3 separate regions of the Homo sapiens genome follow, and regions 2 and 3 are each linked to region 1. Evidence: chromatin contacts called from ENCODE Hi-C or POLR2A ChIA-PET data. All regions are on one chromosome and are shown on one strand. Each heading gives the region's core, a stretch centred on a gene start or an enhancer-like site at or near the end of the contact. The rest is flanking DNA. Distances are from core to core; before and after follow the strand shown.

Evidence for each region. Hi-C counts contacts between places; a loop is a spot of excess contacts on that map. ChIA-PET counts read pairs that join two places held with the same protein, here RNA polymerase II (POLR2A). Pooled maps may share reads with other maps.
Region 2: a loop to region 1 is called in a pooled map, with 2.1 times the contacts of the local background. The contact joins two enhancer-like sites. A Hi-C loop is called at or near these places in 2 of 50 pooled maps. POLR2A ChIA-PET finds 5 or more read pairs at or near these places in 3 of 52 experiments (BJ, Panc1 and activated CD4-positive, alpha-beta T cell).
Region 3: a map of gastrocnemius medialis shows a loop between it and region 1 (23-fold over the local background). The contact joins two enhancer-like sites. A Hi-C loop is called at or near these places in 1 of 168 maps with a recorded cell type or tissue (gastrocnemius medialis). POLR2A ChIA-PET finds 5 or more read pairs at or near these places in 2 of 52 experiments (BJ and Caco-2).

What each region holds. Positions count from the first base shown.
Region 1 is chr13:33,795,938-33,800,352 of GRCh38, forward strand. No RefSeq gene overlaps it. Among named protein-coding and RNA genes, the nearest start is that of RFC3, 20 kb to the right of the region's middle. Within about 2 kb of position 1,734, at least 3 of the 41 ENCODE cell types and tissues checked have a DNase peak (open chromatin) inside an H3K27ac peak, as active enhancers do.
Region 2 is chr13:33,609,164-33,613,578 of GRCh38, forward strand. LOC102723406 (a long non-coding RNA gene) reads left to right here. Exons shown (of 6, transcript XR_007063750.1): 5 at 1,270-1,465; 6 at 1,604-2,615. It also overlaps a transcript of STARD13 not described here. Among named protein-coding and RNA genes, the nearest start is that of RFC3, 210 kb to the right of the region's middle. Within about 2 kb of position 1,393, at least 25 of the 41 ENCODE cell types and tissues checked have a DNase peak (open chromatin) inside an H3K27ac peak, as active enhancers do.
Region 3 is chr13:33,640,955-33,645,369 of GRCh38, forward strand. It overlaps a transcript of STARD13 not described here. Among named protein-coding and RNA genes, the nearest start is that of RFC3, 170 kb to the right of the region's middle. Within about 2 kb of position 2,522, at least 21 of the 41 ENCODE cell types and tissues checked have a DNase peak (open chromatin) inside an H3K27ac peak, as active enhancers do.

The sequences.
Region 1 (4,415 bases), core at 484-2,983:
TTTTTTTACCATTGAATATTTAGCAATATATATCACTGCAAATTGTATATTTAGTTTTCTAATATTCACAAATTAGGGAAATGACTAGTAGAAAAAAACAAGTAAAAAATCAGCAACATAATAGGAAAGGGAACTCTTCTGCTTTTTGAAAATTAACATTAATAAGATGAAAGGGCAAACTGCATACTGGGAGACAATCGGCACAATACATTTATCTCACAAAGGACTGTATCTACAATATGTAAAGAATTCTCACAATTCAATAAAAAGAATCAACCCAATTAAAATGCACAAAACATTTGACTAGACCCTTCACAAAGGAAGATATGTGAATGGTCGATAAACATGAAAAAATGCTTAGTCATCAGGGAAATGAAAACGTAAATCACAGTGCAATACCACAACACACCCAATCAAATGGCTATACGTGTGTATACATGTATGTAAATATATATATGTATATAATGCCAAATGTTGGTAAAGACAAGAGCATCTGGAACACTCATACATTGTTGGTGAGAATGCAGAATGGTTTGACCACTTTGGAAAACTATTTGGAAATCTCTTACAAAGTTTAATATACCCTTAACCTTACAACCCAGCAATTTCTCAGATATTTACTCCAGAAAAGTGAAAACAGATGGCCTGTACTGGAATATTAATAACATATTTATTCATGTTAGCAAATAATTGGAAGCAATCCAAGTGTCCGTCAAGAAGCAAGTGGATAAATTGCGGTACATCTATACAATGGTATATTTCTCAGTGAACAAAGTCAACACTGATAAATCTCCATGTATCATCCTAAGAGGAAAAAAGGACCACGTACTATATTATTCAATTTATATGAATCTCTAGGAATGAAAAATTTATAGTGATAGAAAGTAGATCAGTATTCTTGGAATGGAGGATAGAGGAATAGAAATGGAATGGGAAGAAGCAGAAGAAAACCCTTAAGGTGATGGCAATACTTGATATCTTCATTGTGTGGCATTTATATAGATGTGTACATTTGTCAACACTGAGTAATCCGTACACATTTTATAGCATGTAAATTATAGCTCAGTTTTTGATTTTACAAAAGAAAGAAGAAAGGGGGCTGGGTGCGGTGGCTCACACCTGTAATCCCAGCACTGTGGGAGGCCGAGGCACGCAGATCACCTGAGGTCAGGAGTTCAAGACCAGCCTGGCCAACATGGTGAAACCCATCTCTACTAAAAATACAAAAAAATTAGCTGGATGTGGTGGCACGCACCTGTAGTCCCAGCTAACCAGGAGGCTGAGGCTGGAGAATCACTTGAACCTGGGAGGCAGAGGTTGTAGTGAGCCGAGATCACGCCACTGCACTCCAGCCTGGGTGACAGAGCAAGATTCCACAAAAGCAACAACAACAACAACAACAAAACAAAACAAAACAAAAAAACAGAAAAAGAAAGGGAACTAATAAATACTAGTAATGATGACCATTAGTTTGGACTTCAAGAGAAACTTGATCTCCAACACAAAATAAAAACTTGACCATAACTTCAAGGTAGGTATTCTGCTGAATTGATTTATCCAGGCAACCTTTTTACAGCATGGACAGACTAGGTAATTAACTGGAATGCCTCTCCCTGCTTCTCTACTAAAAATCCGGCTCTGTTCCCAATCTTCTCATTATTGTCAGGCTTTTCTAGATCCACCCCTCCAAGCCTCAGGAACCACAAAATACTTGGTCACATGTGAAACTGTGTACAGGTTGTGGGTAAGAAAAAGGGAGCAACGGTGGGTTGGAGAAAGCGTTTACAGAACGCTTCTGTAGAGTTTCAGTTTCAGCCTTTACTTCCAGCTATTTGCTGCTGAGATATTTCTCTCGCAGCCAGAATTGATGGGAGAAAATTGCATCTGGTAGAGGAACACGGATCTGAGTCTGGAATAATACCGTTTGGTTTCTGGCCATATAAATAAGGTGAAGTCAGGTCACTGATGAATCATCAGCTCAGAAATAAATGTTCTGGCTTCAAATCTTGTCCTGAAGCCACTTGACATAGTTCCTTCTTTCTTTAGACTGCTTATGCTTCATGCGACAGTAGATGAATTTTTCTTCCCTAATAACGTGAGCCGTTTTAGCAGTATTAAAAGTACCTTTTCAGCCTTCAATTTCAGTTCAAACATCATCCTCTTAGGGTGGGCTTCTGTATCTACTTTAGCTAAAGCAGTTATCTCTCACCCTACACTCATGTCACACTCAGTCACAGTATCTTATATTATCATTTTCATTGCACTCATCAGTATCTGAAATTATCCTGCTGCATATTTATTGTCTGTATTGTCCTACTAGAATGACATCTCCATGAAAAAGGGAACTTGTCTGTCTGTTCATAGTATCCTGAAACAGTACTTAGCTCAAGTGGGTAATAGCTCAAGGACTATTTTGGAGTGAATTTAACTATACAATATAAGAATAAATTTTTTTAAAAAAAGTTAGGTCGAATCTACATTTAAATTCTTTCAAACATTTCAAACATCTCTATTCACATTCTTTTTTGTTTATTTTATTTTTTTTGAGATGGAGTTTTTTTCTTGTTGCCCAGGTTGGAGTGCAATGGTGCAATCTTGGCTCACTGAAATCTCTGCCTCCCAGGTTCAAGCAATTCTCCTTCCTCAGCCTCCTGAGTAGCTGGGATTACAGGCATGTGCCACCATGCCTGGCTAATTTTTTGTATTTTTATTAGAGACGAGGTTTCTCCATGGTGGTCAAGCTGACGTAGAACTCCCCACCTCAGGTGATCTGCCCACCTTGGCCTCCCAAAGTGCTAAGATTACAGGTGTGAGCCACGGCGCCTGGCCTCTATTCACATTCTTAACCAGTAATTATTTATTTATTTATTTATTTATTTTTCTGAGAAAGGGTCTGGCTCTTTCACTCAGGCTAGAATTCAGTGGCATAATCTTGGTTCACTGCAACCTCTGCCTCCCAGGCTCAAGTCATCCTCTCACCTCAGCTTCCCGAGTAGCTGGGACCACAGGCACATACCACCATGGCTGGCTAATTTCTGTATTTTTTGTAGAGACAAGGTCTCACTATGTTGCTTAGGCTGGTCTCAAACTCCTAAGCTCAGGCAATCTTTCCACCTCATCCTCCCAAAGTGTTGGGGTGACAGGCATGAGCCACTGCACCTGGCAATATTTGCTTACAATATAAAATTGTGTTTCATATTATTGTAAGCTACTAATGAGAGCGCTATAGACAAAAGTTACTAACATGCAAATTGCTTTCTTTAAACTTTAATTTCTTTCAAAAGAATTTTAAAATTCTTAATGCAAGATCAAAGTTTAGTCTTAGTGATGTATTTAACATTAGTTAGCTATCAAGCAGATACACACATTTGCTTTATGGATACATCAAAGAACTTCAGATAATTTTTTGCCTTTTTTTATGGTTTAGAGAGTCTTCTTTCAAAACTGTAAATAAAAGTTAACTGAAAATGTGGAAATTTTCAGGATGAAGTCACCTAGTGAATAAAGTTGTAATGAAGAGAGGAAAAGTGGGCAATCAAAATAGGCAACGTTTTGTCTTTCTTTGATTTATTGCTGTAAGAGAAAGAAAAGTGTAATGATGATTCCACAATTCTAAAAAACTTCATCCATTTTAAACTATTTAATGAAAAAATATTTTTAAGTAGAAGAATGTAGCATGTAGAAAAAATATAAAAAGGGGTCTCTCCATCAGAGACACTTTAGAAAGAACTCTGGATAGAATACCTCAAAAGCACTCATCTGAATAGAGCTCTGCTACTCCTCTTAGGTTCACAGTTAGATCAATGAATTCAAGTTCCAGTCTCATTGTCCCTGGCCTCCTGGGCAGCACAAAAGCTTGGTTTTAGTAACTACTTCCTTTGGAAGTAATAACAAGTAAAGCTTGTTGTGAAGGGTTACGTTGTGTCTCCCCGGCCCCCCAAATTATGTCCATGTCCCAACCCCGGTACTTGTGAATGTGACATTTGGAAACAGGGTCTTTGCCGATATAATCAAGTTAAGGATCCCAAGACGAGACGATCCTGGATTTTGAGTAGGGCCTAAATCCAATGACTAGTGTCCTTGTAAGAGAAATGGGTGGGAGATTTGATACAGAGACACAGAGGAGAAGACTGAGAGGGAGACCATGTGAAGACAGAGGCAGAGATGAGAGTGATGCCTCTGCACACTGGAGAATGCTGCATTGCCAGCAAGCACAGGAAGCTAGGAGAGAGGCATTGAACAGATTCTTCCTCCAAGCCTCCAGAAAAAGCAGCCCGGTAGACACCTTGATATCAGACTTCTGGCCTCCAGAAAAAACGTGAGAGAATACCTTTCTGTTGTTTTACACCACCAAGTTTGTGGTCATTCATTATGCCAGTCCAAATACAGTTGTATATTGTTATAAATAGGCTTTC
Region 2 (4,415 bases), core at 143-2,642, 190 kb before region 1:
AGACACCATAAACAAAGTAAAAAGGAAAATCATATACTGGAAAATGTGTAGAAACCACATATAAATTGCAAATTTATTTTAAAAACTCTGCAATAACACAATAGAAATGTCGCAAAGTATGTAAATACGCAGCTTAAGCAAAAAGCTCAAATGGACAACAGCATATGAAAATATGCTCAACTTCACTAGTTCTCACGGAATTGAAAAGTCAAGCGGCCAGGTACCACTTGAAACCGTCATGTCAGCAAATACAATTAATCGGGTGCACTAAGTTTTGGTGAAAATCTTGATCATTGCTGGTGAGCTTGAAAATTAACATAGCCCTCTTGGAGAGCAATTTGTCAATATTTGGCAATGTTGAAACTGACCTATGGCCCAGGAATTCTACTTCTAATTTCTTTCTTTCTTTTTTTTTTTTTTTGAGATGGAGTCTCGCTGTGTTGCCCAGGCTGGAGTGCAGTGGCAGGACCTCGGCTCACTGCAAGCTCCACCTCCCGGGTTCACGTCATTCTCCTGCCTCAGCCTCCCAAATAGCTGGGATTACAGGCACCCACCACCACGCCCGGCTAATTTTTTGTATTTTTAGTAGAGACGTGGTTTCACCGTGTTAGCCAGGAGATGATCTCTGTCTCCTGACCTCGTGATCTGCCCGCCTCGGCCTCCCAAAGTGCTGGGATTACAGGCGTGAGCCACTGCGCCCGGCCTCTACTTCTTCGTTCTTTAGGGTCTACTCCCATATACACTAGGCATGTGTGCTAGTGTAAATGTACAAACATGCTAATTGTATTCTTTGTAATTTAAAAAGTGGGGAAAAAAGTCATGCTCCTGAATAGAATCGATTTAAAAAATAATTGTTTTTATTGAAAAGTTTATTAAACAATCTTAAAGCTAGATTTACATTGATATTCACAATGATAAATTCCTAAAGTGGCCGGTTAAGTGCAAAATGTAAATTGTAAAAAGATATTTAAAGGATATCATTTACATAAATTTAAAAACCATGCAAGATCATATTTAAATAAAACTATGCATGGAAAAAATAAGAAAAATCACGTGGGAACAATATAGACAAATTTAAGGAGGTTCACTCTGGGGAGGGGAGGGATGAAGGTGGGGCCTTACTGTATCTTCAAAGTCTTACTTATTTAAGGAGAAAAAAAAGCAAGTTGTTTCCAGTAATACTAACATCTAAACATCTTGGTGATGATATATTTGTTACTTTTATTGTTAAAAACAAAATTTCTCATTTTATTTTGCATTTTGAAAAAGGAGACAGGAGGAGAGAAGAATCATGGACTCCCTGGGCACAGCACCGCAGGTGGCTTTGCCAGTTCTCCCAGCCCCGCGCTGCTCCTGCGCCTGCGCTGAGCCTCCACGTGTCCTCAGGAGACTTAGCCTAGCCTGGGTATCACCAGCAGTGGGCCAGGCCGCTTTGCCTTCAACTCCCAACAGTAACCTTGCAGAGGTCAGCCTGGGGCCACCAGGAGGAGTTAGTAAGAGCTTATCCTGTGGGGGCACTCACTGGGGCTGGTGGCCGGGAAATCCCAGGTGTTTTGTTGGTTTGAGTTTTGTTGTGTTTTTATTTTTCTTCCGCTGAGATCAGGACTGAAGCAGGGACGCAGTGCTCAGCACGCCCAGCCCACCGCGGGCCACTGCGCGGAGAACCTCTGCCAGGGTCGCCTGCTCACGTCCCCTAATCCGCTCCTGGCGCGCGTTCCTGTCCTCCTCCTGCTGTGACTAGTGTGCATGGAAGGGCACAGTGGTGGCAGAAAGACTTGTGGCGAGATATCAAGATCCACAGGAAGTCATAAGAGAAAAAGCATTTTGTTTGAACTCCACCCACTGACCTTTTGTGGGTGAGCTTTCGGTGAAACAGCAACATCCTCAGAAATCTTAGAGACACGGCTTTGTAACCCGGGGGAGAGACACCGCTTCCAAATATAATTGACGTGGCTTTCCTGCCTTAATTCGGGGTATCCTTTTTCCACCACATAATCTTCCCTTTGTCCGCGCTGATTCCTGTTTAGTTTGGCAGGGCCAGCTGCTGGCAGGCTCCCCCAGTGCTGAATGCTCCGCGCTCCACTGTGCTGGGCCTGCTGAAAAAGCAGACAGCGCTCCCTCTCCCCCAGAATCAGGAGCCAAATGCCACACCGATTGTGCAACTTGTCTCTGGTTACCAGGAAAACGTAAAGAAATGCCAATGAAGCAGAAAGGTCGACAAAATTCTTTCCAACGCTTGAACAAAAAAGGTATTTTTAGGGCCCTAGATTTATGGAAGTCAATTCTTCCACTCCTCGCCAGGCTTTCAAACCTCCTATTCTTTGCACTACATTATTTGAATAAACCGTAAATACCCTTAGTTGCTCTAATAGCAACTGCTGGTCCATATTGTGCAAGGCGGCCATGGTCTGAAGACCTTGTTGAATTTGAAAGACAGAAGTTCCGTTTCTGGCACATAAACTTGAATCAGGGCTATAGTTAAGAGTGCCAGTGAGGTCCACATTTTGACAGCTAGATAAGCAGGTCATTTATTCAAAAGGACTTTGAATCCATGCCCAGAGTCAAATGCAGTCCTTTGTAAAGCCCAGCAGGCTTGAAATAAAAACTTCTTAACTGAGTTGATCAGTGTCCTGCATTTTAGGGGTCAGGAAAGTATTTATGATAAGTTGGAAATGGACAGGGCAGGAAATTCTGGGCCTGGAAGGATGGCTTCCTCACCAGGGACCGCACCACCATATTTTCTAATTTGTGTCTTGAGGGAAAGTTTATATTTTTTGCTGAAAATATTATCTCCTTGTGACAAAACCACAAGTCTGGGAAGAGAACACAAAAGGAATAAAGAACAAATGAGATCTGTGATGCCTCCTGGATAAAACTTTAAAAACCCATAGGCATTGATCAATCCAATTTACTGAATAAATATGTACCAGGTGTTGTGTTAGGTTCTAAGGGGCTAAAATAACTAAGATACTGAACTAAAGTAGAACTATTGGGCTCCTAATGTGATAGTTTTTCCACTATAGACAGCCCTCTTCTTCCAAGGGTCCCTGCCAGGGCTTCCCCTACCCTAAACAGTGCCTTGGTAAAAATTAGGAAAGTCACCCCTTCCTTAAGACACTTGACTTTCCAACAGTGCCTTGGTAAGAATTAGGCGAGTCCTTAAGACACTTGACTTTCCTCTGGCAGAAAATTGCAAAGAAAGTGTGCACAAACCTACAATGTGAATGATGCCTTCCTGTGTGTGTGTGCCTTTGTTTAGGGCACAACCTGACCGGTCTGATCATCAGACACGGTGATCCACACTCAAGATGGGAAAGAAAGCCAGGGGCACAGCCTCCTGGAAGCCCCTACTCCCTGCCTCATCCACACCTTGTTGCAAAAACCGCACCATCCTTTAAGACTTCTCCATGAAGCATCACTTCAGGGAGGCTGTTTTCTTTTTCTCTTGTCTATTCCCCTTCTGGGAATATACCCATTCACCCTGGCCATCAGACAGCCCTGTATATGTCAACCCAAGGTCTCACTCAAGCTCTCTCTCAAAGGGCTCCTGGGCCCCATGCAAATTTAGAATGGAGTAAATTTGCATTAAACAGTTTAATGTGTTGCAGAAAATATCAGAGAATGGCAAACTCCTGTGGCCTGGACTTCTCAGAGTACACAAAAGACCGAAGACTGTTCTAACTTCACAGATGTTCTGTCAAAGGCTCATGTGGCCCCCCAGATAATCTGTTATGCAAGTAAAAACAGTTAATAAGTTGCCTAAAGGCTCGTCTTCCAGTCATTTTTTCCTCTTTAGATCTGAAAGAACTCTTTTGAGCAACTTCAAAGTTCAAATTGTGGTATTAAGTTTGAGTTGAAATGGGTCCTTTCTCTTTTTCTCAGAATTATACTGAAATGAATGTGCTCTGCTGCATCCTGGCATGCACTGGAGATGGGGGTTAGGTCAAAAATGAATAGGATGGTTCCTGCCTTCAAGCAGCCAATAGGAATAAAAATACTTTGCATGTGTAGTTTCCAAATTGTTTTCACATATATCACAACACCCACAGCAGCTTTGAGAGGGAGATGTTATTACATATATTTTATAGGTAAAGTGGATGAGGCTCAGAAAGGGTGAGTCTAAGCTTACACAGTAGTGAATTGAAGTGACACCCGAAACTCTGCTCTAAATTTTATCTTTCCCCAGGCTGAAGCTATAGTCCACAGAGCAAAGTAGTGTGATTAGTGTCACCTTAGTAGTGCAAACAAAGTTGTGGGCACAGAATTAGAGGGAGTAGTTTTCCCTGAGGGTGCAGTAAGGTGGTGTGAGGAATGGGGAAATGGAAGAGAGAAGAGATAGGGTTGCAACTGGTGAGTCCCAGAGGAAGGGCGAATGGCAGCAGGAATGGCCTGGCTTAGCCAAGCACCCAGAAAGG
Region 3 (4,415 bases), core at 1,272-3,771, 150 kb before region 1:
CACAGGAGCCTTCAGAATGAAGACCCAAAGACACAGGGGGAATTGTTCATCTTTAGGCTTAGGTTCAACAAAGTATGCACAGCCATGTAGAAATAGGACTAGACACAAAGGGTATGATCTAATGCTGATAGACTGAGTGGGGAAACCCAGCAAAGCCTGTGTGTCTAGATCCTGCTTGGCCTCTATGAGCATGCATTCCTTCATTCTGAGTATGGGGCAGGACTCTCTCTAGAATAGGGTTCTTATGGCCTACAGTCAAACAACTAAGTCAGATCATTTCCTTTCTTTTCTTTTTTCTTTTTCTTAAACAGAGACAGGGTCTCACCATGTTGTCAACGCTGCTTTCAAACTCCTGAGCTCAAATGATCCTCCCACCTTTGCCTCCCAAAGACTGCTGGGTTTATAAGTGTGAGGCCACCACACACAGCTCAGGTAATTTATTTATGGCCAGTTTTTACACAGAAAGGTGGAAGGAAACTTAGAGTCATATTTTAGGTTTTATGGCTAGCTCTGGGAATGAGAGTTCTGGTTTCTATGACCCACCTTGGGGAAGAGTGATTCTAGTTTCTATGGCTAGCTTTGGGAAAGAATGGGATTGAGAGACAGGAGGGCAGGAGAAGATCAGAGAAAAAGTTTTGCTTATGAAACTACTTCTGAGGTCTTCATTTTGGGGTATTGTTTTCTGAGCCCCAACAAGCCCATACTTTATTGAGTGTCTACTGTACTCCTGGAACCGTGCTGTATGGCTGTTTTCTCTCATTTAATTTCCAGAAGAAGCCTGTGATATACTGATTATTATTCTCATTTGTTCGAGATCAGGAAACCGAATTCCAGAAAATCGAGCAGCTGGATCGTGTAACTTTTGGTAGCAAAAGTTTTTGTCTACTCTGTCCCATACAAACTACTGGAATAGAAATGAACAGGATTGTGATATTTTTGTCATGCTAATGTAAAAAGGAAAAAGAAATACTGACTCTGTTAATTTTAAGCTATAACTATTGCATAACAATGATAGATACAACTATTATCTACCAATGGTGGTGCTCATTCTAGACTCTAGGCTCTTTGAAAATAGTAATTTGTCTTTTTCATCTTTGTGTCTTCCCTTCTTTTCTTTCCCGTCACCCTACTGAAAAACATTGTATTGATACAGAGTACTGGCAAGAGGGTAGTTGGATGAATGACTAAATTAATGAATTGATGAGGGTGATTGATCTTTTCTGACGTTTACCTAGGAGAAAAGGATAACAGTCTAGAGGGTAAAGCTTGGGAGGTAGGGAATGTGAATAAATTAGAGCTCAAAAAATAAACACCTGGATTTAACAAATGCTTAAGTGAGGGAGGTGTGATCAGCAATGCAGACAGAAGGCTGCATTCAGCAGCCAATTTAAGAAAGATGCTTGAGAAGTTTCAAGACAAAGAGAATTTGAGCAAAAGTTGGTGGGCCTGGAGCAAAGCTCCAGCCAGGGAGAAGAGTCTGTGGCAAGAACACAGGACGGCTGTGGGTCTGGTCACTCAAGAGTCAGGCACTTCCTGTGCTTCAGGCCCCCTGCAGAAACTTGTCTCTTCTTGAAGGCTTCCAAACATTCCAAGGGGTGACTCCCAGGAGCCCCGTTTACAAGTTAATCAGCAGAAGCTTACAAGATCCAGCTGCTTAATTTTCTGGACTTCAGTTTCCTGATCTCAAACATCCAAGAGGCCTTAAATAACCTGCCCTGAGTCACACAGTCAGTAAATGGCGCAGGTGGGATTTAGTAACATCTGGCTGACTCCAGCCTCTCCTGCTCTGTCTATCGCCCTGTGTTTCCTCAAAGGCCGGATGACAGTGGGGGCTGTGAGATCCCCAGATACTGCAGAGGAATGCTGGGAACAAACAAACAAACATTAAAAAAAAAAAAAAAAAACCTCCCTACTTGCTTCAGAACAAATAAAGCTGAGATCAAGGAAGCCAGGTTTGGACTGAGGCAAGAGGTCAGGGTGAACTCATACACAAGGACAGAGTTTCCACACAATAAATATTTATTAAGCAATCGCCCTGCAATGAAGGCCTGCAAGAGATGGATCACTGCTTCCAGCTGCTCGGGAAAGGAGAGCCATACAGCTTTCTCACAAATATGCATGCATGTATAATACGAAATGCATTGCTGTACCTTGAGATTCTCTTAAATACCAGTGAAGTGAGTTGGGTACTTTACATAGAACATGCACACACACACACACACACACACACACACACACACACACACACAGATAGAGGAGGACTTTTAGGAAGAGCTTGACTGTCTTCTCTGGTTCCTCCTGCAGAAATCTTCAGCAGTCCCTGATGCCTAAAAGAACGCTGCGTATTTGCCTGTTTTGCCTCCATAAGGGAAGTGTCCTGCCCACCACGCCTTCAAAAGGAATGGCCTTCAGGCCTTGTCCTTGGTTCCATTTGACCCTGTCCTGGCCACAGCCAGCTGGACTAGGGGTGGGCACTCAGCACCAGCAGCCAAGCCAACAGCCGGCTGGAGACTCATAGTGTGGCCCAGAATAAAGTCAGGGCTGAGTCAACCAGACTCTATCTTGGGAATGTGAATTGAGAAATATAGACTTGAGATCAGTTTGTTCACGAGACACAATAAAGGAAATTAGCTTTGGAGAAAGTTCTTTGTCAGGAACTCTCCTGTCGCACACCCGGTTCAGTTTGGTTTTGCAGGTCAGCATACTTTCAGCTGGTGAACGGGTGCCAGTCTGCCATGGGGCAGGCATCCTCACTTCCCCCCAGCGCCTCTCTCACCTGGTCTAAGCCGCTGGTGAGCAGCTCACACTGCACGCTTCTTAAACTTCCCCAACAACTCTCCTAACTCAGACTACTCTCTTGCATCAGTGAACTCTCCATGCCCTCCTTGCTTCCCCCAGGAGATTCTAGACATCTGCTGAGAGAGGCTGGATGGGGAGATGGGCTAAGATTCAAAACTCCAGTTTGGACACCTCTTAGCAAGGGCTGCAGGTAGGAGATATCTGGCTGCTCCTCCAGGTTCTCCTTTAAAAATTGAGGACTCTTCCTACTTGTTAGCTTCAGTTTTGAGGATTTAACTAAAATTATGAAACAACAGGGAAATTCCCAATTGGCAACCTTTTACAAAAGGATGGGAGCTGAACCTGCACAGTTGAGAAGCTTTAAGGACAAGAATGGACCACCCATGTGCAAAACAAGGCAGTGCGGGAGAATCGGAGAGGGTTGAAAGCATGGGCTCCAGGGGCCCCACAGTACTGGACTCAGGCCTGGTCTGGCCATTTCTTGGGTGTGTGACTTGGGACAACACTAACATCTTTCTAGCCTAATTTCTTCACCTGTAAAATGGAGAAAATAATAGTCCATTCAGATAATTATCACAAAGTTAGTCCAAGTAAGCAAAAGCTACCTATAACAGGAAGAGCCCTGGCCCTTGGGGGTAGCATCACATAGGCAGAGATGTGAATGGTGCCTGATTCCCGAATGCCGGGAAAATGAATTGGGTACTTTGCACAGCGCACACACAGAGACACGCAACACTCACATACACATACAGAGATGACAGAAGTTTAGGAAGATCTTGTTGGTAGAGAGGAGACAGAGAAAAACAGAGATACAATGAGAGGCAGAGAGAGTTGAAGAGGCGTCATGCGGCCATGAAAGAGAGGGGGAGGTCAGTTCCTAGAGCTGACAGATTTCTACTTCCAGCTGTTCTTCCACTCCAAGCCTATAATTGACAAAACAAAACAAAACGAAAAAGCACTAGCAACTACTTGTGGGTGAGTCTGTGTTCCAAAAAAGCAGAACTAAACCAATGAGCAACCTCCTGAAATGCTCCACTCCCTCCCCTGGGAGTTTCTCTGGACAGATCTTAAATATGGGCTTTTCTAGGAATAATGACACTCAAATGTTGAGATGGCTCCAATATAACAATATGCATGTGACAGACTTGCATCATTAGAGTACAAAACCTTCAAGTCAGAAATAGTAAGCTAAAACACATGGAAATTTTCTTTCTGGGCAGAATCTTGCTGTGGTTTTATTACAAATACTTTGGTAGTAGTTCTTTGTGGTAGATTGCTTCCAAAGATGGAAGCAGGAGTCTCTTGCAACGTGACCTCGCCGTTCCTCCCACTAAGAGGGGGAGTCTCTTTCCCTTCCCCTTGACCCTTGGCTGGCATTGTGACTTATGTTGACTGATAAGATGTGGCAGAAGTGAAGGTGGGTGATCTACAAGCCTCCGTTACAAGATGTCTTGCAGTGTTCATTTTGGCCCTCCTGCAGGCCCTGAGACCTCCATGTACAAAGGCCTTGCTTAGCCTTCTTGAGGCCTGGAAACCACAGGGAGAGAAAGGCCTCACTAACAGCCAGCATCAACTGTCATCAGTGAGGCCATCTTAGACAATTCACAGACAGCCAA